Regions from separate parts of the Homo sapiens genome. Here region 2 is linked to region 1. The links are chromatin loops, found by intact Hi-C in ENCODE. Cell type or tissue: PC-3. All regions are shown on one strand.

Region 1 (8,000 bases):
GTGTACTGTATTTTTTAAATTTGTGAACATGGGAAATTATACAATGTTCTATAATAATTTCAAACCTGAGTTTTTTTTAAATCTCAATGAAAGCTGTACCTTATCTGAAATGTAAATTAGTGTAAAAACCCTTTCATTCTCAATAATTGTCGGCTACTATCTTTTTATCTTCATGTTCATCAATAGTAAACATTCAACCTTCAACGGTTAACAAATATTAAGTGTTTACCATGTACCAGACACTTTTCTACATTCTGGGGTGACAGATCTAGAATTACAAGTGTATCAAATATTATAACAGACAGGTGGAAGGTGCTACAGGATCAAATAAGAAGAGGACATAAACTTAACTGTAGAGATGGGTTGGGGAGGGAGGAAGAAGTTAGTGTTAGAACAGGCAACTTTTAAAGAATTAACCAGGAAGTTATGCAATTTGGGGTAAAGTGGGGAAAGAGTGTCAGGAAATGAGGTTGAAACAGATAATATAAGATTTGCTATTTATTCAAAAATAGTTTAGAGGCCAGTAATTGGCTGGGAGAAGAATGGTGCACAGATGGGCAAGTGTTGACCTGCAAGGCCAATTAGAAAGCTGTGTCTATAAGTAAAGGCAAGAGATGAGGATGACCTGGATTAGGAAACAAAAAAATCCTCTCTTTTACCTGCAAAAATAGCTGTTGACTTTGTCTCCCTTCCATACAAGACTTGGGGTCTCCACGTTTCCAGCAAGAGACTGGGCAGTTATACATCTGTTTTTATTTTTACTCTGACCTGACTGCTTTATGCAAGATGGGCCAAGTCTCCCTTATACATCAGGAATGCACTGATGTAAAGACAAGATATCTGCTCCTCCAGCCACCTTTCTTCCAGGTCTATCTGCCTTAATTCCTCTTCCCCCATTCTCAGTGGTGCATCATTCTCTACTGCTGTCCTAGTCCTGCCTCAGTTTTCCATTAGTTTTATTTTGCAGCAGAGATTTTTTTTTTTTTTAGTGATCTCCTATTGTTCCTTAATCACCCTTGAAATATACCTAATTAACCCAAGTAAACCTTCATGATGCATGTCTCTTCATCCTAGGAGTATAAATGATCCTTGTATATCTATAGGAACGTTTCTATTCCAGTCTTTGAAATTGAGGAATTTCATATACATTATATATATATACACACATACAGACACACACACACAACGTGTATATATGTGTATATATGTGTATATATGTATATGTGTGTGTGTATGTGTGCATATACATATTCCATTAGTTATGAACAGCTCTTTTTTATCTCTTAAAAGCAGCAAAATAAAATATTGACATTATTCAGTGAATTGATAGTTGAAATGTAAGGATTTCAGAATGAAAGTTATGTAGTAAATCCTAGCCCTTTCCGAATCCTGATTTCCTAAATCTAACCTATATGGAATTTCTTTTTTTTTTAATAAAGGTTCCATGAAACTTGGCCTCTTTCCTATCATCTTAAATCGTTCTCCTCTTATACTTCTCTTAGTTCTACTTCTTTCACGTGAAATCCATTCTAATGTGAACCTCGGTTTCTCTGAGAGGTGCCTCACCACAATGCCCATGCCTTTCTGCACTTCCCACGTAGATCTTCTTGCCCCAAATACCTACTGTGAGCCTTCTTTCCTCTGTGCCTTTCATTATTCCACTCATCTGAAATTCAGTCGCACCAACTTTTTAAGCACCTTTATCAGGCACTGTGGTCAGTAAGGTTTACAGATGAATAAGGCATGATTGCCAGTCACTGACAACAAATTTGGGGCAGGGAGAACAGCCCCATCCCCATAAATGGTCTCATGTTTCTTTTGTTTGTTTGTTTGTTTTGATAGAATCTCACTCTGTTGCCCAGGCTGGAGTGCAGTGGTGTGATCTTGGCTCACCATAACCTCTGCCTCCCAGGTTCAAGCAATTCTCCTGCCTTAGCCTTCGAAGTAGCTGGGACTACAGGTGCTGGCCACCACACCCAGCTAATTTTTTTGTATTATGAGTAGAGATGAGGTTTACCATGTTGGCCAGGCTGGTCTCAAACTCCTGACCTCAAGTGATCCCCCCACCTCAGCCTCCAAAAAAGCTGGGATTACAGGTGTGAGGTACCGTGTCCTGCCCATAAACAGCCTCATTTATAAACCATAAATACATAAGTGCTGAGATAGAGATTTGTGTGTGTGTGTGTGTATTTGGGGGGTGGTGGATACACTTTGCCCAACAAATCCAATATTGTTTACTACTTCCTGTGCTTCCCACATGACTGTTCTCTCATCTTTCTCTTAAATTAATGGAAATACCCTCCTAACCAGTTTTCCGACTGGTGCTTTTGCCCATCCAGTCTAATCTCATAGCAGAGTTATTCTACAAAAACAGTAATTAGTTCACATCGTGTTGCTCTCTGCTCAAAGCCATCCAATGGCATGCCATCTAGAGTCAAAGTCAAATTCTTGCTATGTCTGTTAAACTTCTACATGATCTATGTCTACCGCCCCTTTCAAGTGACCTGGATCTGACATCTTCTCAAACCACTGTCCGCCTCACCCACTCACTTCTCCACTCTGACTTCACTGGTGTTCCCTGAATGTGCCAAGCATGTTCTGCATCACAGCCTTTGCACTACCTGTTCCCAGTGCTGGGAATTCTCTTCCTCTAAGTATCTGGATGGCTGGTTCCATCCTGCCCTTCAGATCATCGCTCATATGTTACTTTAGCAGTAATCCTTTCCTATTCATGCTTTTTCTTCCACCTTGACGTTCCCTGCTGTATTTTTATTCATAGCACCTATGACCTACTGTATCCTTTGTTATCTGTTTATTGACTGCTTTCATCCAACAAGAATGTAAGCTCTATAAGGGCAAGGGCTTTTTTCTGTTTTTTCACTGTTGTATCCTCTGTGCCTAGAATGGTACCTGTCACATAATAGGTGCTCAATGAATATTTGCTAAAGGATGGAAGGAAGAAGGGAAGAGGAGGAAGGAGGGAGAGAGAGAAAGAGGAAAGTTGAAAGAAGAAAGGAAGGGAAGAAAGATGGTAGGGAAGAAGGAAGGACAGCAGAAAGTCTCATGTTGGCTTTACTAAGTCTCTAACACTTATTAACACCTGCTTTGTCTTATAAACAGAGATAACACCGGCCTGTAGCCTAGTGCCTTTCGAAGGCAACATTATCTGGATAGAAACTAATAAGGTTGTTCTGTTTATGCTGCATTTATGGCAAGAGTTACTGACTTTCCATTTATAGTTGTGATATAAAGTTTCTTCTTTAAATGAAGACATTTTATTTCAGTTTTTAAAAAACTAGTCTATTACAGAATTTTTAAAATTAATAATAGTATATAGGGGATGCAGAAACAACAAAAATCATGATGTAGAAATGTGGATATGGCAGAATCATGAAGCTGGTAGTCGAATGCCTGAATTGGGGATAAGTGACCCCTTCAGCCATGAAACATTCCCTGACTATTGCCATCTTCCCCTCTTTCATTCCTGTTGTTTATTCGACTCCTGTACACTATCATGGGTTGAACTGAAACCATTTGGTATTGCTCACTGTTGTTTTGGGTGTTTTAGTTCTATCTTCCTAAATTGATATAAGATCCTTGATGTGAGTGCTCATGTCCTGCCCCCCTCCTCCTGGGCAGCCACCATAGTGCACAGCCCAGCACTGACAAAACAGAACATTAAGGATGTTTGCTTGTTGTATTCATCATGACTCAGCTACACAATAAGACATGAGGTTAAATAGTGTGCAGACAGTAAAAATACTCGAGCGTGCTTTATTTTTTTTTTTAGCAAAAGAAATACAATAGCAAACATCATTTTGCCTTGCAAACTGGCAAAATGAAATCACTATTTTTGCCACTGGTGTAAATTTTATACACACACACACACACACACACACACACAAACACACAAGTACATACATATATACTTATTCAATCTGGTAGGATAAATTAATCACTAGGACAAAACCATGAGTTAATAGGAGCCAAATTCCAGCACATCCAATTGGAATGCTTGAGAATTAAACCTGCTAAAAATACTGACTGGAATAGGAAGACATTCATAAAACGATTAGGCACATTTTAGTGGAAGTCAGCAACAACAAATAATTAATTGATTTAACTAATAAATTTAGATATTTAAATTGTCAAGGAATTCTTTGTTCTTCTGTTTTATAAATGGTATTAGCATTATCTTTTTTACTGGAAACTTTAAAGGTGTAAAATACTGTCAAGAGCAAAAGCAACTTAGATTGCCTGTAATGACCATTACATTGACACCATTTTTTGCAGTATGATTTGCTATTAAATGTGAATAACGTGAAGAACAATAACACTCCTAGATCACCTGCTATGAACCAGGCACTGCTCTAAATAGCTCAGGTATTTTAACTCATGTAACTGCTACAACCCTATGAAATATATCCTCCTTTCAGCTTCATTTTACTAGTGAGGAAACCAAAGCTCAATGAGGCTCTGTTAAGTTACCCCAGGTCACACAGCTAGTAAGTGTCTGAGCTGGGTGTTAGTGCACAGTGATCTAGCACCCAAGTCCATATACTTAAACACTACCTTTGAATGCTGCTCTGTACCCTATATAAGGAAGCTGTGGCCCAAATAGGCAAACCTGTGACAAACGAATCCTAGAGTCTAAAACAAAGGTTGAAAGGTGACTGTAAAAGTAGGCATTTGATCTTTAAAAACCAGGTGAATTTGACCTGCCATTCTTGACGGCATTAGTAAACATTACATTTCTTATAATTTACATTAAAAATCTAATACTTCGTTTACAAAAAAAGACTTTCAAAGAATATGCATGCATTTTATGCAAGGTTAAAGAAGTTTTCAGTGCTGGCTAGTGAAATGGGGGTTAGATGCCCTGTCTATACTACATGTTTAATCAATGTAATCTTAAAATGAGATGACCTTGTAGCCAAGCATTTTTTCTTTCCTTTATAAGCAATATTAACTATATTAAATCAAGAAAGCTAATAGTTTTTCGTATTTCTCAATAACCATTAAGTTCAAACATTGGAAGAGTTTAATATTTTACATGAAAAATCCACAGGCAATAATTTTAAGTGACTTAGAAAATATTTACCGTATTTTAACCTTAAATGACTGTGTATGTGTGTGTGTGTGCCTATGTGTGTGCCTATGTATGTGTATGTATGTTTATAATCTAGTAGTTCTCAAGGAGTATTGGAGAAAGAATATGTGATCACATGTAGTTTATAAAAGCTCTCGTGTTTTTTGAAAGACAAATTTTTTGTCAATCTAGTGGTAACATGATACTAATTTTTTAATTAATTTTAATTTCCCTGATAATACATTTAAGCCTTAAAAATATTGTTAGTGATTCATGTTTCTTTTTCTATAAAAATTATTTCTAAGCCTTCCTCAAATTTCTTCCAGACTCTTTTTTCTGATTGATTTTTAAGAATTTTAAAAATATTCTGCAATTTCTCTTGATCACAACAAGTGTTGGAAATATCTTCTCCCGAAGAAAAGAATGATTCTTAAAAAAATACTTTAGTAGCAGTTTTTTTCTATGAAAAAATTAGAAGTAGCTTTTTCTTGGCAGCGTTTTCTTCTAGAGCAATAGGGAGGAAAACAGAAAGCTGTAGACTGTTATCTTCGTCCATACATATGTTAGTGCTGGAACTCAACTCCAAAAACTTTGTTCCTTTGAAAATCATATCCCTCCAGAATTGGTGGAGTGGTGATGGTGTGGTGTTGAAGGCCTATTGCCAGGACTGAGAAGGAAAAGCTAAAGAAAGAGGGAAAAAAAATCCAGAGAAAGTGACTGCCTGGGGAGGAGGGATAGGCAAGAGACCAAACATCGATTCTAAAGGGAATCTTGCAAATGCTCTGGCAAGTCTATGTATGGGAACATCATTTGCCTAGAAGATGCTCCCCTTTACTCCCTTTTTCCCTATTGGGCTGGTTTAGAGGTCAATAAACTTAATTATTTTACATCTAGTAATGTCCCAGATGATATAAAATGTCATTGTTTTCATTCTATCATATAGTTCATGAATCACAGTTAAAATAATGTTTCCCTTCTAAAAATTTTTCAAGTTTTTTATTTCACCGTAAAGTTCTTTTACATATGGAATTGAATTCTGTGTGCAGTGTGAGAAGAAATCCACTTTTGTATGTTTCCCATATGGCTAACTAGTTATTTCCACACCATCGATTGACTGATCCATCATTTTTCCACTGACTGGTAGTGTTACCTTTGACACGCATCAGTACAGTTGGTCTGCTTTACCTTTCTAGCTATAATTGTGGCGTATCCCTCTATTAATTGCCTCCTTTAGTGTTATTCAGTGCATTTTATACATTTTGTTACGAAGATCTTATACATTTTTTATTCACATCCACTGTAGACTTCTGTTGCTATTACAAAATGGCAACAATTTTCAGTTATATTTTCCAAATGCTTGCTGCAGCTATATCCAAATCTAATAATTTTTATATCGAACAAATATTTAGAAACTTTTCAAACTTTGATGTACTTTTAATGATGTTTCTTCTGATTCTTTTAGGTATTCTTTGTAGACAATCGTATCATCTGTGAATAACAAAAATTTGTTTCTTCCATTCCAATTTTTATACTCTATATTTTATACCACTTTTTAAAATGATTTATTGACTGGCTGCACGGATGCTTCTCTGACTTTAAAATATGAATCCCTGAGGGATCCTTTTAAAAGGAAGATCTTGGTTCAGTGGTAGGTCAGGCACTGAGAACCTGCATTTCTAACAAGCTCCCAGGTGACAGTGAGGACACTTGTCCAAAAAAAGCAATGCTTTCAAAAGACTGTTAAATAGAAATGGAGAGAACAAGCATTCTTTACTTGTGTCTACAATTAAAGAGCATGCTTCCACATTTCACCATCAAGATTAGATATCTTTGATTAGTTTTGGTAACTTCCTCCTATTCCAAATTTGCCATACATTTTTATCGTGAATGGTTGTTTAGTTGAATAATTTTCTGTGGTTTTTCCCCTTTAATCTCTTAACATTGTGAATTATTAGAACATCTCATGTTTAAAGCCTTTCATGCCATATGCACACAAATATACATACACATATAGGTACATAGAAAAATATGTATTTATTGCTGCTTTATTTGCTAACATTTGGTTTAGACTTTTTAACCTGTCTTTATGATTCAGATTGGCTTCATGTAATCCTTGAGGATTCTTAATGTTTTTAAGTTTCATTATAGAATGAATTAGGTGTATACCCTCTTATTCTAAGCTCTTTACATGGAACTCACTTTTATACTAGTTTTTGAGACACACTCTGTTATAATCAGCATCTTACTGATGAAGAAACAGAGGTACATGGAGGTTAAATAACTAGCCCAAAGTCACATAGCTAGTAAGTGATAAAATTCGTTGGTTTTTGTCTGTTGAACAATGAAGAGAATGGTTTCCTAAAATTTGTTTTGTTTAGTCACTGATTCACTAGTTCAATCTTAAATGTAATTCAGTAGTTCAGTCCTAGAAACAGTTTTCAAAGCCACTAAAAACAGATTTAGATCCTAGTGAGGTAAAAATAAATAAATAAATAAAATGATTTTGAGGCCACTGAGAAAAGTGGGGCCCCTAGTAATTTGTAACAGCCTCCCACTCCCTATCAAGAGGAGGTGGTAGACCGAGATTCTAAATTGAAAAATGAAGGCCGGGTGCGGTGGCTCACGCCTGTAATCCCAGTGCTTTGGGAGGCCGAGGCGGGTGGATCACAAAATCAGGAGATCGAGACCATCCTGGCTAACACGGTGAAACCCTGTCTCTACTAAAAATACGAAAAATTAGCTGGGCGTGGTGGCGGGCGCCTGTAGTCCCAGCTACTCGGGAGGCTGAGGCAGGAGAATGGTGTGAACCCGGGAGGCGGAGCATGCAGTGAGCCGAGATCGCACCACTGCACTCCAGCCTGAGCGACAGAGCAAGACTCTGTCTCAAAAAAAAAAAAAAAGAAAAATGTAA
Region 2 (8,000 bases), 50 kb before region 1:
TCAAGTATTTGACCTGGCCATGAGTAAAAGATGTTTGATTGACAGATGAGTCTATCTGTGTCAAACAGCTTTACCTTGAGAAAAATCACAACTTTGAAAGCAGTAACACTTCAAAAGAATATTGAAGATTGTGGCCACTTTCCCCCACCTCTCCCCAAAATCTATCTTCATTCAAGTTCATTATAAGCAGCTCCTTTGGGTAATTTGGGTTGCGTGCTTTCTCCACCCCTTCTGTATCCTTGGCTTCTTCAGAGCGTCAATCAAGACAAGCAAAAGATTCAAGAAAAAAAGGGAAATGACCTTTCAGTACCTGAGTCTTCACACCAATTCATCATTGCTAAGTGCTCCAAAACTGCTGAGTACAGTATTTAGGAAGTGTCCAGTACATCAGCCTGGCATATATTGTTCTTAACTTGAGGTTACTAATGCCTATTGCAAATGTGCTTTACGTCAGCCAAATGATGTGTTTAAAAACCTCTATGTCTAGCATGAAGAAGAATCTCTTTCATTCTCATGTTACCTTAAAAGATTTTCATACCAATATACATCAGGGAGGAGCAAATTTTTGTTTCATATGTTACACATGTTATGGTGCACATGAAGACTGGAAACGGTAGTTATTTGTTGGGCATGTGTATGAATTAGTATGTAAAATACACAGCATTTTTTTCTCTTCTAAGTTACTAAATATTAGATATTTAATGTATTTCTTTTGCTTTGCTAATTTATTCAAATGTAATCCTGACTAATCCATTATTTTGTTAACATGTCTACTTGATTAATGTGTTTTTCCCCTCTTCTAATTCTGATCCACAAATTTTATAGCTATTCATTGTATTACTTAATCTAAGTCCACTAAAGATTATCCTTATTCATGTTTCTCCATTAAAGACAACGATAATATCATTGAGTTAGCTTAGTTCGGATAGAAATTTGGCTAGCATTCATTATTTGATTTTCTTGGAGTTTTGCAATTTTTTTTTTTTTGCATATTTGTCAACATTGTATACTCCTGAAAGCATTGTGTTTAAAATACCTATTTCTTGATCAGTAGAATTGATATAGCTGACTTACACGGATCAATAACATGATTTTAAGAGCATTTCAAGGAAATCTCTCATCTGCATTGTCTTTTTTTCTAACACAGTTTGCACTATTTACAAGTGAAAATTTTATATTACTTTACATATTTTCCTGTAAAAATTAGAAAACTGTATTCTTTGGCACCCGAATGTGTCCTTGAATTATTAATTTGTTAATTTTGTATGACATCCTTATTTATTAGAGAAGCAATAATATTTCTCATGGGAATGCATGTATTAATACTTTCAGAGGTCCAGAAAGTATCAGGAGATTAAATACTGAGATTAAAGAGTACTCTCTTCCCACTATTATGTTCAGTTCTGATTTTCCAGCTGTGTAGCTAGAACAAAGAAAGAATGTGGGTTTTTTTTAAAGAATAAGACAAGGCTAGAAGGTATGCCCTTGTGAGGGCGCCACTGACTGTGTCATCACAGGAGGGCCCTGATACATGAATATTCGGTCTCCAGGAAGCCAAGTATGATATTCACAACCACATAATAATGTGCTAACCTCATTCACGGTAATCACAGATAATGTAGTATTTGTGTCTGCCATACAGTTTTGAAGGTAAAATATGGAACCTATTTTGGAAATTTCACATAACATCTTAAGCTGTATTAATAGAACCAGAATAACCCAAAATAAAGAGGTAATGAATGCACTTGACCCTGCATCATTCAGACCTCAGCTGGAATATTGTGCTTCCTTTTGGGCTGCAGACAAACAGAAGAGGACTCAGGAGAGTGACAAGAGAGGAAGCAAGCTCATGCCTTGTCACATATAAAGTGGTTGAAAGACTGCAATTGTTAGAGAAAATGATGCAGTAATTGAAGGATGGGTACTGGGAAGAGGCTAGTTCTTTGAGGCTGCTAATCTGAAATATAACAAGTGGATGCACCTGCAGTAAAAGAGATTAAGCCCCAGAATGAGTCTGGATGTTCTAATGGTCAGAACAGGCATTTCATATGACATGGCCTGCATTGGTCCAGGTGGCGAAGTAAGGATGGACAAACATGCGTTGTTTGCAATGATAAAAAATCATAAGTAGATGATAACATTGATTTGCTGAAATTTTTCTCTTTTTTGTTTGGTGTAAAACTTTATATGTCGTACTTTTTGCCTTGTGGTTTTTTTGTATCTTAGGACAAAGGTATTCTTAATCCCTTTCTTTGTCTTCTTGAAAGATGCAACCATGCAGAAAATGCATACCTCCTGTAAATTGTTTCCTGTCTTTTAGTAAACCTTTGTTTAAATGAGTCATATGTTTAGCAATTTTAACATTTTAACTTGGCTCTAATTAATGATAATATAGCGTGATTTATGGTCTTCTAAAGAAATGTAGACATAGAAAATGGAGATAGAGGTTAACATGTGAAGAAGAGTTTGTATTTTGGGTTAGAAAATTAAATATTGGCTTATGTCAGTAAGATTAGGCCTTACTATTTGATTGTACGAGTTTACTTTAAATTTCTAGGCTTTCAGGGCTTTGTAAAGATAAATTTTATTTTAAAACAGCTTTAGATTTGCAGAAAAATGGCAAAGATAGTGCAGGGAGTTTCCATATACCCCTCACCCACTGCCTTTTATTAAAGTCTTATATGAGTATGATACTTTTGTTACAATGAATGAACCAGTATTGGTACATTATTATTATTTAAAGTCCCTATTCATTCATATATCCTTAGTTTTACCTAAGGTTCTTTTTTTCTATTCCAGGGCCCCACTCAGGATACCACATTGCATTTAGTTCTCGTGTTTCATTTATCTTTGCTATAGAATTTTCTCAGATTTTCCTTGTTTTTCATTACCTTGGCAGTTTTGAGGAGTACTGATTAGGTATTTTGTAGAATGTCTCTCAGTTGGAATTTTCTGATTGATTTTTCATGATTAGACTGTAGTTAGTGTTTTGGGGAGAGAGACCACAGAGGGTAATGTGCCATTTTTCCATCACACTGTCAACATGACTAAAGATGTTAACCTTGATCACCTGATCGAGGTGGATTTGGTCAGGTTTTTCCACTATAAATGTATTATTTTTCCTTATTTTTATTATTTTCATACCTACCCTTTGGAAGGAAGTCATGATAAACAACCCACACTTAAGAGGGTGTTATACTCCATCTCCTTGAAGGCAGAGAATCTACATAAAATATTTGCAATTCTTCTCCACAGAAGATTTGCTTATTCTCCCTCATTTAATTATTCAGCATTTATGTATATCAGTATGGACTCATGGATATTTATTTTATGCTTAGGTTATAATCCACTACTGTCATACTAATCGTGCTGTGAAATTGTTCCAGCTTTGGCCATTGGGTACTATTTCTTGTGTCCCTTTGATACATCCCCACAATTGTGGTGGTTTTGTTTTCTGTTTTTTGTTTGTTTTGTTTTGATGCACTTTCATCCTTTCTAGCATTACACAATACTTGAGGCTTATCAACAATATAACTCCTTCCTCATCATAGATTCAGCCATTTCTCCAAGGAGCACACGTTCCTTTCATTGGAAAATGGTATTAAAAACCAAGATTTGAGCAATAGGTGTGTTCATTGTTTTTGGGTTGTCATTTCCTTTTGGCCTTCTTGGCTGACAGAGCAAGGACATATATTTGTGTATACCAACCTGTGTATGTACACATATCTAACAATCAGGAAGCATAAATAGATAGATGATAGATAGATAAGCATTAGTTCATACTGATATTTTCAAATCTAACTCATTACCACATGGGTCATTCTAGCTTCTTCCTCTTGCTTATCTATAATCTTCCACTCCAACAGTGAAAAACTACCATCCATCATTTGCTTACTTAATTGTTCAATTCCAGTGGTGCTGTTCCATTTATCCTTACTGAAGTTGAAATACATAAATATAAGCTGAATTTTTCTCAAACCCTTAGAAAAATTATTTTTCCCCCAAAATGTTTTTTACCCTGCAAACTCTTAAGATTTTAAAATGTATTTGTGTCCCAAATGTTTTTCTGTACATAAAAATTGATATAGTCAACTTTATATTGTTTGCAGTTAACTTGGGACATGGATAATGGAAATTCTCAGATAATTCCACAATTTAAGTTTATCTCTTGCTTTCATTATTTCTAATCAGCATACTCTCCATATGACAACTATATCTATGATAAGAAAATTGACTTCTTTACCTATAAATCTCTGTACTTTCTTGACAGACACCAAAGAACTACATGTTGACTGTATCTTGCTGGTAACTTAAGGAGAATAGTAACTTGTAGTTTCCACCTTTAGCAACTGGACATTGGCCATACTCTGATTTACCAAGAGAGTCCTTGTAATCACAAAGGAAAGCAGCGATTTGGCTTCAGATATTAAAGCAACTTTTTTTGACGTGGCTAGATGGTTAGGAACACACTGAAGAATAGATTTTCAGTAATGAGCCATACTTTCAATGAACGTCCCAAGGAAAACAATTTTAAGATCTTGCATAAAATAGTTCATATGCCTCAAATTTGCATTTAATTCTTACATTAGGTTGAAAGCTCATGTAGAAAACATGTAATGTAAAAATTGGAGAGCCCAAGAACACAGTCATTTCCCCTTGGGTGCTAACAAAAATATACTACCCAACAGTGCCTTTGTTTGCAGTCTAATATTTTAGAAGGAAAAAAAGACCCCACAAGCAAACATGTTTTTTTTTTCTTAGTCCAGAAAGAAGAAATACAGTGTGAACATAATACTTAGGGTAGACAAAATGGCCAAAATAGATTAAGTTGGCATCCTTTTTAGCTGCAGCTTCCTTAACCTTGTACCACACCCTGACATCATCTTCCTACATGGCCACACCTCATCCCCCCATAGCCAAACATTATTTGCATTCATCACTCATTCGTAGATGCCAAATCAGACATGGTTCTTGCCCCTATGGAGTTTATGATTAACTGGGGAAGACATGCATTAATCAAATTCTCTTTCTCTCTCTCTCTCATTCTCTCACACACACACACACACACACACACACACACACACACACACACACACACATGAAACTGTGACTGGATCAGATGCTACGGGAGAAAGACACACAGGGTTCAAAAATCTGTGAAGGGTTTTTTTATCTGTTCAGGGAAAATCAGGAATGTCTTCTCTGAGGATGAGTAGTTCAGGCTGTGATTTGCAGGATCAGTAAGAATTAACCAGGAAAAGAAGGCAAGAGAGAGAACCTTATGTGGTGAATGAACAAATGTTTAATATAAAGGCAGCAGAAGAGCCAGGGTGGAGGCAGGCACAGAGGTGGGAGATAAGGCTCTGGTGGCCATGCTAAAGATCCTTACTTCACCCTGACAGTGATGGATCATCACAACATTTCCAAGATCAAGAATGCACTTCCCATCTGTGTTTCCTCTAAAGTCAAAATATGGCCCATCTTTCAAAAGGAAAATTCAAATGTTACCCATTCAGTCTTCTAACACTTTCATTTCCTAATCTAATTAGAAAAGATCATTCTGGCTAAGAGGTGGTATAGTAGTTTAACCCACCCACTCATATGCATGTGTTTGTATTTATATATAAAATTTTATTTTCACATTTCTTTTTCCTAGTGGCATTAGCAAAAGCACTCCCAGTTTCATTGAGTCTCTTTTAAGTTTTGCTTCCCCTCTCCTCCTCTCTTCACTATGCTCTGCTGTCTTGGTGTCTCCCCACTACTCATGTACTCTCCCTCCATTTCTCAATTCTCATATGAGGGGAGGTGCCCCAGAGGGTGACGAAGGACAGTGTGGCAGAGGACAGGAGGAAGAAAACATAGGCACAGCTGCACTTCAGCATTCTGAAGCTGTAATCATCCTGAGCATCTGTCCAGGGACTTCCTTGCCCAGTTGCTTTGCCATCTGTACTTGAAGCCAAGGAGCATCAGGTGCTTTGCCTTTCCTCACCAGGCTTACGCCATAGCCTTTTCACCCCACTACCCACACCTCCCAGTGATGCTGCAACTATTTCTCCTCTGGGCTCCATGCAGTAACTTTCTGGGTTTTTTTGGTTGTTGTTTTAGAGCATTTTTGTAGACAGGGTTTTACTCAGTCATCCAGACTGGAGTACAGTGGTGCAGTTATGGCTCACTGTAGCCTTAACCTCCTGAGCTCAAGGCATCCTCCCACTTCAGCCTCTCAAGTAGGTGGGACTACAGGTGCAAACCAACATGCCTGGCTCATTTTTTATTTTTTTGTAAATATAGGGTTTTTCCATGTTGCCCAAGTTGGTTTTGATCTCCCGGGCTCAAGCGATCCTCCTGGTTCAGCCTCCCAAAATGTTGGGATTATAGGCATTATCCACTGTGCCTGGCCCAGTAACTTTCTAAATAGTGTACAGGCCTCCAGTCTCACCACCTGTCCCATTCTCCTTCTCTTTCCTTCTGCAGAGACCTAAGAGCCAAGCGGAGCCCATCTCCTTCCTACACATTCTTCCAGCCTCTTTAGGACCTGATTTCACAACCTCATGTGCCACACCCCAGCTGCACCCTCCTGGTGGAAAGTGTTTTGCAGCTTCTTAAAGATATCATTCTGCTTCATTCATCAACCTTTGTCCATGGTGTTCCTTCTGACTAGAATGTGTCCCCCAACCCCTTTGCCTGGTGAGACCCTCCTCTTCCTTTGAGACCCATCAGAAGGCTTGTCTCTTCTTGGAAGCTTCTCACCCCACTCCAGTGCTGCATCCCTAGTTTCTGTGCATCCCCTGCAACCTGTGCATCACTTTTTCAAACATCGCTCCTCAAGTAGCATTGTGCATGCTGTTTTCTTGCCTTTCTCACTCACACAAATGGGAGTTTCCTGGGGGCCCTTTGTCATCACCACCTGCCTGACTGGATACACTAACACTCAGCCTACCTGCCACCTACTTGGAACCTTACAGGTGTTTCTTTGATTAATTAATTAATTCATGTTTTCTCCTCTTCTGGTCAGTTCTTCCACTTTACCTGTGCTTGTTTGGATATGCAGAGCTCTAGCTGGCGAGAGTGTCCTTCTGGCTAGATTGTCTCACCAAAAAGAGAATGGGTTTTCCCCATCCGGGTGTCTCTTAATTTTTTCTTCCACTCGTGTTTGGACAAAATTATTTATTGACTGGAAGGACCACATGGCAACTCTTCATGGCTTTGAGGCCCCTTAATGAGTGTCCAAGGGAGATTCTCTCTCACTTCCAAGTTCATGGCAGACATTTACCTACCCAGTCAGCTTGAACTGAGCTCATAGAAGTTTTATTTCTGGCTTTTGCGGATCATTTTTTATGCTGTTCCTCTCACCTGAAGCTCCCTTTCTATCTCTCCCTAGTTGGATAATAGTACACATATTAAATGTGTACCTTGTACCAAGTATGCTGAGACCTGCTTATAACTAATTTTGCTTGATCTTCATGAATAGTGTTTTGAAATAGCATTTTTCTATCCCTGCAGATAGGAAAACTAGAAAACAAAGAATAAGTAACTTCCCCAAGCTCACATGACTTGTAAGTGGCAGAGCTGGGATTTGAACCCAAGCCCCTCTGAAGCTAAAGCCTGTAGAGTACATGCTCCCTTCCTCCACATCACACTGCCCCTGCTTGTTCACACTCAATGTGAGAATCCACTTCTCAAGTTTGTCTTGCTTATTCCAACCTGTTTTGCAATGAATCTCTTTCAACAGCTCTATAGTTCCTGGCACTCACTTGGCATCCATCATTTTCTATGTTGTCATGTTTGGTATCTTTTCATGTATGTAATGTGCATCTCTTCTTAGGAGTAAGACCAGAACTTTTCTGCTCTGCAGTTTTCTCCCTGTGAGGGATGGTGAAACTTGGTGGCTAAGAGCATGGTTTATACAGACAGACTTCTTAGGTTTATATTCTGGCTCTCCTCTGTACTTGCTGTATCAGCTAGGGCTGATGTCTTCACTTTTTTATGATTCCATTTCTACC

What was found. A loop is a pair of places that touch in the nucleus more often than their neighbours do. Peaks named below come from ENCODE experiments on the same cell type or tissue, not always from the same donor. Only the 100,000 strongest peaks of a DNase experiment are listed, where the experiment ranks them.
Region 2: a loop joins it to region 1, with 2.7 times the contacts of the local background. A loop is called at or near these places in 5 of 110 quality-filtered maps.

What each region holds. Positions count from the first base shown.
Region 1 is chr5:59,514,098-59,522,097 of GRCh38, reverse strand. All of the region lies in intron 1 of PDE4D (phosphodiesterase 4D), which reads left to right. Among named protein-coding and RNA genes, the nearest start is that of MIR582, 190 kb to the left of the region's middle. In PC-3, no CTCF peak of the experiment used is centred here; DNase peaks (open chromatin) are centred at 3,667 and 3,967; H3K4me3 peaks cover 369 bases; H3K27ac peaks cover 3,087 bases.
Region 2 is chr5:59,563,634-59,571,633 of GRCh38, reverse strand. All of the region lies in intron 1 of PDE4D (phosphodiesterase 4D), which reads left to right. LOC107986347 (a long non-coding RNA gene) reads left to right here. Exons shown (of 2, transcript XR_001742409.2): 1 at 1-8,000. Among named protein-coding and RNA genes, the nearest start is that of MIR582, 140 kb to the left of the region's middle. In PC-3, no CTCF peak of the experiment used is centred here; no DNase peak of the experiment used is centred here.